Linked DNA regions of Homo sapiens: regions 1 and 3 are each linked to region 2. The links are chromatin loops, found by intact Hi-C in ENCODE. Cell type or tissue: GM12878. All regions are shown on one strand.

Evidence for each region. Peaks named below come from ENCODE experiments on the same cell type or tissue, not always from the same donor. Only the 100,000 strongest peaks of a DNase experiment are listed, where the experiment ranks them.
Region 1: it touches region 2 in a loop (8-fold over the local background); 32 of 110 quality-filtered maps call a loop at or near these places.
Region 3: it touches region 2 in a loop (3-fold over the local background); 12 of 110 quality-filtered maps call a loop at or near these places.

What each region holds. Positions count from the first base shown.
Region 1 is chr3:108,661,326-108,663,825 of GRCh38, forward strand. It overlaps DZIP3 (DAZ interacting zinc finger protein 3), which reads left to right. Exons shown (of 33, transcript NM_014648.4): 20 at 552-647; 21 at 805-932. Among named protein-coding and RNA genes, the nearest start is that of DZIP3, 73 kb to the left of the region's middle. In GM12878, a CTCF peak has its summit at 1,020 (motif pointing right); a DNase peak (open chromatin) is centred at 1,036.
Region 2 is chr3:109,080,943-109,083,442 of GRCh38, forward strand. All of the region lies in intron 8 of MORC1 (MORC family CW-type zinc finger 1), which reads right to left. Among named protein-coding and RNA genes, the nearest start is that of MORC1-AS1, 19 kb to the right of the region's middle. RefSeq lists an enhancer at 908-1,077. In GM12878, a CTCF peak has its summit at 1,264 (motif pointing left); a DNase peak (open chromatin) is centred at 1,149; H3K4me3 peaks cover 341 bases; H3K27ac peaks cover 571 bases.
Region 3 is chr3:108,914,097-108,916,596 of GRCh38, forward strand. It overlaps GUCA1C (guanylate cyclase activator 1C), which reads right to left. Exons shown (of 4, transcript NM_005459.4): 3 at 2,031-2,118. Among named protein-coding and RNA genes, the nearest start is that of GUCA1C, 39 kb to the right of the region's middle. In GM12878, a CTCF peak has its summit at 1,124 (motif pointing left); a DNase peak (open chromatin) is centred at 1,095.

The sequences.
Region 1 (2,500 bases), 420 kb before region 2:
TCCTTTTTAGGGACATGGAAGAAGCTGGAAACCATCATTCTCAGCAAACTATCGCAAGGACAAAAAACGAAACACCACATGTTCTCACTCATAGGTGGGAATTGAACAATGAGAACACATGGACACAGGAAGGGGAACATCACACATCGGGGCCTGTTGTGAGGTGGAGGGAGGGGGAAGAGATAGCATTATGAGATATACCTAATGTTAAATGACGAGTTAATGGGTGCAGCACACCAACATGGCACATGTATACATATGTAACAAACCTGCACATTGTGCACATGTACCCTAAAACTTAAAGTATAATAATTAAAAAAAAAGAAATGGTAAGCATGCCGGTAGTGGTATCCAGCAGCAGCAGCAACAGGCAAGTAACTGGTACTGTTTATTAAATGCTGTAATTGAGGGGAGGTGGGTTTATCTAAATTGAGTGTTTGACTTGAGACAAAAAACGTGAAAGGAGTTAGATGGCAACTTTAAATCCCTTTCAAATAACTAAAATTTTTTTTTGAGGAAAATAATACATGCATATTTCCTGTGCTCAATAGGGCTCAGCTGGCAAAGTAACTACAGACTATGGAGAAACTGAAAAGGAAAGGCTTGCTCGTCAAAGGCAGCTTTATAAATTGCACTATCAGTGTGAAGTAAGTATTTTTGCCATTAGATCTGATGGAAGTGAGAAGTATTTCAAATATTAAACTTACTGGTGCTTTCTGTTTGAAAAGAACTTAGTTTGCTTTTTTCTTTCAATTTCTGGTGACTTGAACATAATTATCTGAAATAATATTTTTTATTGATCAGGATTTCAAAAGACAGTTGAGAACAGTGACTTTTCGGTGGCAAGAAAACCAAATGCAGATTAAAAAGAAAGACAAAATTATCGCATCTCTTAATCAACAAGTTGCTTTTGGAATCAATAAGGTTTCCAAGTAAGTGTAAATCTTTTGATAAAGGGAAATTCTGCGCCGTAATAAACAGTATCTTTAATAGTTAATCTCTGCATAACCACTAGGTGGCACTGTGACTACACATTAGGAACCTCAACCACACGACTGCACTTGTTTAAAAACCAACCATATTTTTGTCTTGCCAACTGGATTGAGAAATAAGCAGCTGCTCACACTATATATCAAGCTTTTCATGTATTGGCTGAACAAGTGTGAAAAGAATAGAATTACATGAGAAAGATAATTAACTTTCAGGTCATGACTCTAATTTGTAAAAATGTGACCAATGATTGGCTGTTTCTATATAGTATATGAGTACATTCCTTAAAGACACCAAGGAATCAGTTGAGTGTATTTTTATGTTGGTCTTTCATTTGTGTTCTAAGCCTGCGAGATTGAAAACAAATCTTTTTGTTTGTTTGTTTGACTGGGAGAGACTCTTTCCCCCCTTACCCCAATCTCTTTTCTCCTAAACCTGAAGTATTAAATGCCTTCAGACCAAAAATTCTGACTGACTTAGGGAAAAATTAGTAACCTGCTTTGTTCTTTTTGTACTAATCACTGCTTCCAACCTGTATTTGTTTAAATAGTAGCATAGTTTGTAGCACATTATTTTAATAAACAGTAATACCATAAGACACCAGCCATCCAAGAAGTCTAGTTTAAAATCCATTGCAGTTTCTAGAATGCTGATAGGGAGAATAGAAAAGTGCTTCGAATGTCTTTGAATGGGGAGTCCAAGATATTTCTTATAAATTGGGGAAATATTTGCCAGAGATTTAGGTCTTAATTTTTCTCTCATATATTGTATCTACTACATGAAGGGGTTATCAGGAAGAACTAGGTGCCATAGTTCTGACAACATAATTTCACTTACAAACATTGTCAGACTTACCCTGACTAGAGTTAGAGAGATCCTTCAAGTTCAGAAGGCTGTGAGGACTTAAGAAAACTTAGACAAACGAAGCTGGCTGCAATCACTTAAGAAACTTTACTTTAGGCCGGATGCGGTGGCTCATGCCTGTAATCCCAGCACTTTGGGAGGCTGAGGCGGGTGGATCACTTGAGGTTGGGAGTTCGAAACCAGCCTGACCAACATGGAAAAACCCCATCTCTACTAAAAATACAAAATTAGCCAGGCATGGTGGCGCATGCCTGTAGTCCCAGCTACTCGGGAGGCTGAGGCAGGAGAATCGCTTGAACCCAGGAGGCGGAGGTTGCAGTGAGCCGAGATCGTGCCGTTGCACTCCAGTCTGGGGAACAAGAGCAAAAGTCTGTCTCAAAAAAAAAAAAAAAAGAAACTGTACTTCAGCATTCAAAACTTCATCTTTTAGCCTAAAGGGGATGACCAGTCCAGAAATATGTCATATAATATCAAAGATTAGAAAAGCATTGCCATCAATGCAGATGAGCTACCTCTCTTCCATCTGAAGATATCCCTCCGCAACTCTTTACCGCTGACCCATGCACTCTTACATGCTTCAGGCTATAAGCAGTCCACTTTTGCTGATGCATATGTCTTCACAAAATGAACATTTCGTGTTGGGCAT
Region 2 (2,500 bases):
CATAAGTGGAAAAGGCTGAACTATTTCATAAATATAGATTTATTAGAACAATATTAAATTAATCCTTCACCCTCCATGTACACACACTTTGCACCATATTCAAAAACAATCAAGATAGATTAAAAGACTATAAAGAAATAAACTAAGATTCTTAGAGTAAATTATAAGAGAATACATCTAAATCATGGTTAAGGAAAGCATTTTTGAGCTGAAAATTACAAAATAAGAAAAACAAAGAAAAATGTTGACAGATACAAGCTCAAAAAAATTGAAAAATTTTATAAGACAAATAACAATGCTGAAAGTCAGATTGAGAGACTTCTGCTTCCAAAATGGTGGTGCAGAAGTAGAAGCAAGCTGGCTTCACATTCCCCACAACAGAAAACCAAAAACAAATAGACAGTGCCAAAATTAATACCAGCAATACCACAGAACTCAAATATCAGGATGGGAAAGTTTCCAGAGCATAGTGAAATGAAAAAATTCTTAGCAGATGGTACAAGAATTAAACTTTTTTTTTTTTTTTTTTTTGAGACAGAGTCTCACTCTGTCACCCAAGCTGGAGTGCAGTGGCACGGTCTTGGCTCACTGCAACCTCCACCTCCCAGGTTCAAGTGATTCTCCCACCTCAGCCTCTGAATAGCTAGGACTACAGGCATGTGCCACCACACCCAGCTAAGTTTTGTATATTTACTAGAGACAGGGTTTCAGTATGTTGGCCAGGCTGGTCTCGAACTCCTGACCTCGTGATCTGCCTGCCTCGGCCTCCCAAAGTGCTGGGATTACAGGCGTGAGCCACTGCGCCCAGCCAAGAATTGAACTTTCATACCCATGATGATCTTTCCCCCAATCTGCCCATCTTCTAATATGCAGAAAATTTCCTCCTGACTCACAGTTTCTATACCAGAAAAAGTGAGAGCAAGGTGAACAACCAGCTTCCCCACTATCCTGGGTTCCCCAGCAGGAGATCTGTCCCTGCTTCAATCCACGAGAAGCCTCACAAGTGTCTGGAGGGAGAAACGTCCTTGAGGACAGTAGGAAACTACTGTCCTCAGCCCTGGAAACTGTGCTAGGTAACTCAGACAAATCAAGTGGCCGTTCAGCAGCATCACACTGCAGGAAGTATGTTCCACAGGTCCCTTGGGCACAAACCCCCAGCCAACCTTCCCACACTGCTGGGGAATCCCCCTTAGGACTTTCCCTATTTAGGACAGGGCAGTGCTCTGATGATTTACTAGAGCCAAGGCCAACCTGGGTTATAGCACCACCTAGTGCCGAAAAGAAGGCAGCAACCTAGGAGAAAAATTTAAAAAAAAAAAAACCACCAGGTAAATTACGAATAATCTTCAAGCAAACATACCCAGTGAAAACAAAACAAAACAAAAACCAGACAGAGAAGACTGGGAGAGGTCATTAATCCTTCAGTGCAAAGACATAGATGTACATCCACAAGAAACAACAGCAAACAGAGAAGCAGGACCTGCCCAAACAAAGCAAGGAATCAGTGACTGACCCTAGTGAAAAAGCAATATGTGAGCTCTCGGATAAAGAATTAAAAATAATAGTTTTAAGGAAACTCAGTGGTCTCCAAAGTAACACAAAAAAGTAATTCAGTAATTAAAGAAATTTAATAAAGTGATTGAAATAACTTAAAAATCAAACAAATCTTGGAACTGAGAAATATACTTACTGAACTAAAAAATTCATTCAAGGCTCTGCACAACAGAATAGATCAAGTAGAGGAAATAATCTGTGAGCTCAAAGATAGGTTATTTGAAAATACACAGAGGAGCAAAAAGTAAAAAAAAATGAAAGAAACAAAGATGCCTACAAGATACAGAAAATTACCTCGAAAGACCAATCTAAGAATTACTGGTGTTCAAGAGGGAATAAAGCAAGAGCAAGGGTTAGAAAGCTTACTCAAAGAAATAATAACAGAAAATTTTCCCAAACTTGAGAAAGAGACCAATATCCAGGTATGGAAGCTCAGAAAATACCAAACAGATCCAACCCAAATAAGACTACCCCAATGCATATAAGAATCAAACTCTCAACAGTCAAAGACAAAGAGAGAATCCTAAAAGCAGCAAGAGGAAAGAAGCAAGTAACACATAAAGGAGCTCCAATTCGTCTAGCAATATACTTTTCAATGGAAATCATACAGGACAGTAGACAGTGAAACAATATTTTCAAAGTGCTGAAAAAAATGCTGCTATTCAAGAACACTGCATCCAGCAAAGCTATCCTTCAAATATAAAAGACAGATACAGCATTTCCTAGACAAACAAAATTCATCACCACCAGACCCATCTTACAAGAAATGCTAAAAGTATTTTTTCAATCTGAAAAAAACAAAATACTAAGGTAAAGAAAAAAAAAAACCTTTTCGAGATACAAGATCCACTGGTAAAATTAATTACATGAACAAACCCAGAATACTATAATTGTGGTGTACAATCTACTCATTATGCTAGTATGAAACCCAAAAGACAAATCTATC
Region 3 (2,500 bases), 170 kb before region 2:
TATAAGAGGAAACAATTAGTGTATTTAGTTTTATAAACTATTCTAGAAACCATAATTCATCTCCTTTTTTCTGTCGCTGACTTATTGTTGTAAGTGAAAGAGCTCATCTCTCTAACTTCAGGTAACCTCAGCTATTGCCCAGGCACAATTTCTCTTTTCTGAATTCACGTCTCTTTTAACCCAGCCCTTTCTACTTCAAGTTCCTTTCTAATCACAGTCCCCATTTTATCGATTCCTTATACTTTGCCCTTGGGGAACCTTCTTGGATAGTAAACAAAAAGTCCTGAATCATATTCATGTTTTCTCGAATACACTATCTGTGTCCTCAAACTAATAGAATCTTAGTGTTTTCCTAAGAATACCAAAATCTTCGTACTTCTCCGAGGAAGGTCACTTTCCTATTCCCCTCACTCCTAGCACTAGAAGCAGTGTTCATGGATATTATTAAACATTCTTGACCTGCCCTTTTGAAAGTCACTGTATAAACCAAGTCTTAAAACTTTGTGATGTCCCATCTACTTCCGGAGTACTCATTCTTCTACATCAGTGCTTTCAGCCCCAGGCTGAAATGGATGATTTACTCTACTCCAATCCCTGCCATCCTGCAGCACCTCTAAGATTAAAAACAAAGTGAAACAGAATAAAATCTACAGCATTTCTCCAGTTCGATGACCACGATTTTCAGTGGCATATTCCAAATAAAGTCTTCATTGTCCTCATCAGACCCTCCACTCTCCATTTCTCTGGTCCTTTCCTGGCTGCACGTAGCCTCCTTATCTACTCTGGGTAGTCTGACTCTGTTTCTTACAAGCTTTCACATGTACTGACATGTTTCATTATTTGATGTCAGTATACTAGTAAGTGAGCATACTGAATTGAGATTCAGGAGAGGCAGATCTACACCGAGGTGCTTAAGAGAAGAAGATTGATGCAACTGATGCATCTTCAAATTTCTTTCTTGAGCAGTATACTCTTGTCCAGTCGTTTGGCTTTTTTGCAGCAGTGGCTGCATTTGAGCTTCCTCCCGGCCTCACCATCCCATCCTGCCACGCTGAGCTGCCACATTTTACTAGTACAACCTGTCACACTCAACATGGGAACATGTGTCTCTACTGCCCTCTTGTGTCCACCAGAAGAAGTGATGCATGGTGGGCAGGTTGATGCCTTTGGAAGGAGTTTTGGAATGATGACAACTGTGATTGGCATGCCAATGCCTCTTATCCGTTTTCTTAAACCTTTTACTAATATCCTATATTTTTAACAATGTCAAATTTTCTGTTTTTCAAGGACCATTCCTAGATCTTCTGCCTCAATCTCAAGTCTTTATGCTCACCTACCTGTTTGCTGATATCAAAGCTACATGGTAGAAGCACTCATTTCTCTTGGGCTGTCTGTGTCTTCTCTCTTCACTCCTACCTCTGAAGAAGAAAGGTACCTCCTCTGAGCTAAACAGGAACCCAGATTACAGAGTAGAAAGAGCAGATGGAGAAATAATCAGAGCAGAAATGTAGATAGAAAAGGTAGAAAAAGCAGAAATGGAGGCAAGTGTGGACTCTTCTCCAGAAATGTTTAGTCCAAAGGAAGAAAAAAGCCTGATAGTAGAAGAAGATAGCATAAATGAAGGAAAGTTTTCTGCAGTAGGGAAAACTTGAGTTTATTTATAAGCTCAAGTTTTCTGTTACTGGAGAGTTTTCCTCTCCAGTGGAGAGGAACTGATTAATAGAATGTGTCTCAGAGCAAACAGCAGAAGGTACTTACTTCATCCTATATTATTCTGATTTATTTGCTCATCTCACCTTTACTCTTTATATATCCCAACATGTCAAGCACCACACATTGGAAATGAATATGATCAATAAATATTTACTCAATTGAATCATACTGAGAACATTGGATTGGTCCCATTATGAAGCCTAAGTCACAACTAGGGTTCTCTTGAATGGTTCCTGCTTTTGTCTAAATAACACTCCCCACTACCACCATCTCCTACTTTGTAGGAAAAGTGATCCAGTAGAGAGTAGCTCCATTACCATCATTGTTTATATCGATCTTATGGAACACCAAGTTGATGAATTCTTCAGGACTCAGAGTTTGCTGGCCATTGAGGGCTTGTACCGCCTGCAAAAAGACATTAAATGAAAGAGGTCAACTTTTCTGGAAGCAAATACATTTTGCAACATTTCTGCTCCGATGTGACAGAATTTGGGGATGTGTTGTCGGTTGCTATCCAACCTGTACCAGTTGTTAAAAGTAAATAAAAAGAAAAGATTGTATGTCAGTTCTGGGTAATGAGACTTGGAAATTAAATGAACTGAATAAAGACTGAAGCCCTATTTTATACAGCATACAGGGATCCATTCAACATATTAGATCACAACAGATGCAATGAGCCCATTGGAGAAAATATTGTAGTGGTCATGATCATAAGAATTCCAGACCCAGAAAACAGATATTGCTCTCAATTTCAGACAGATTGATTTGGGTCTTATGGATGAAAGTA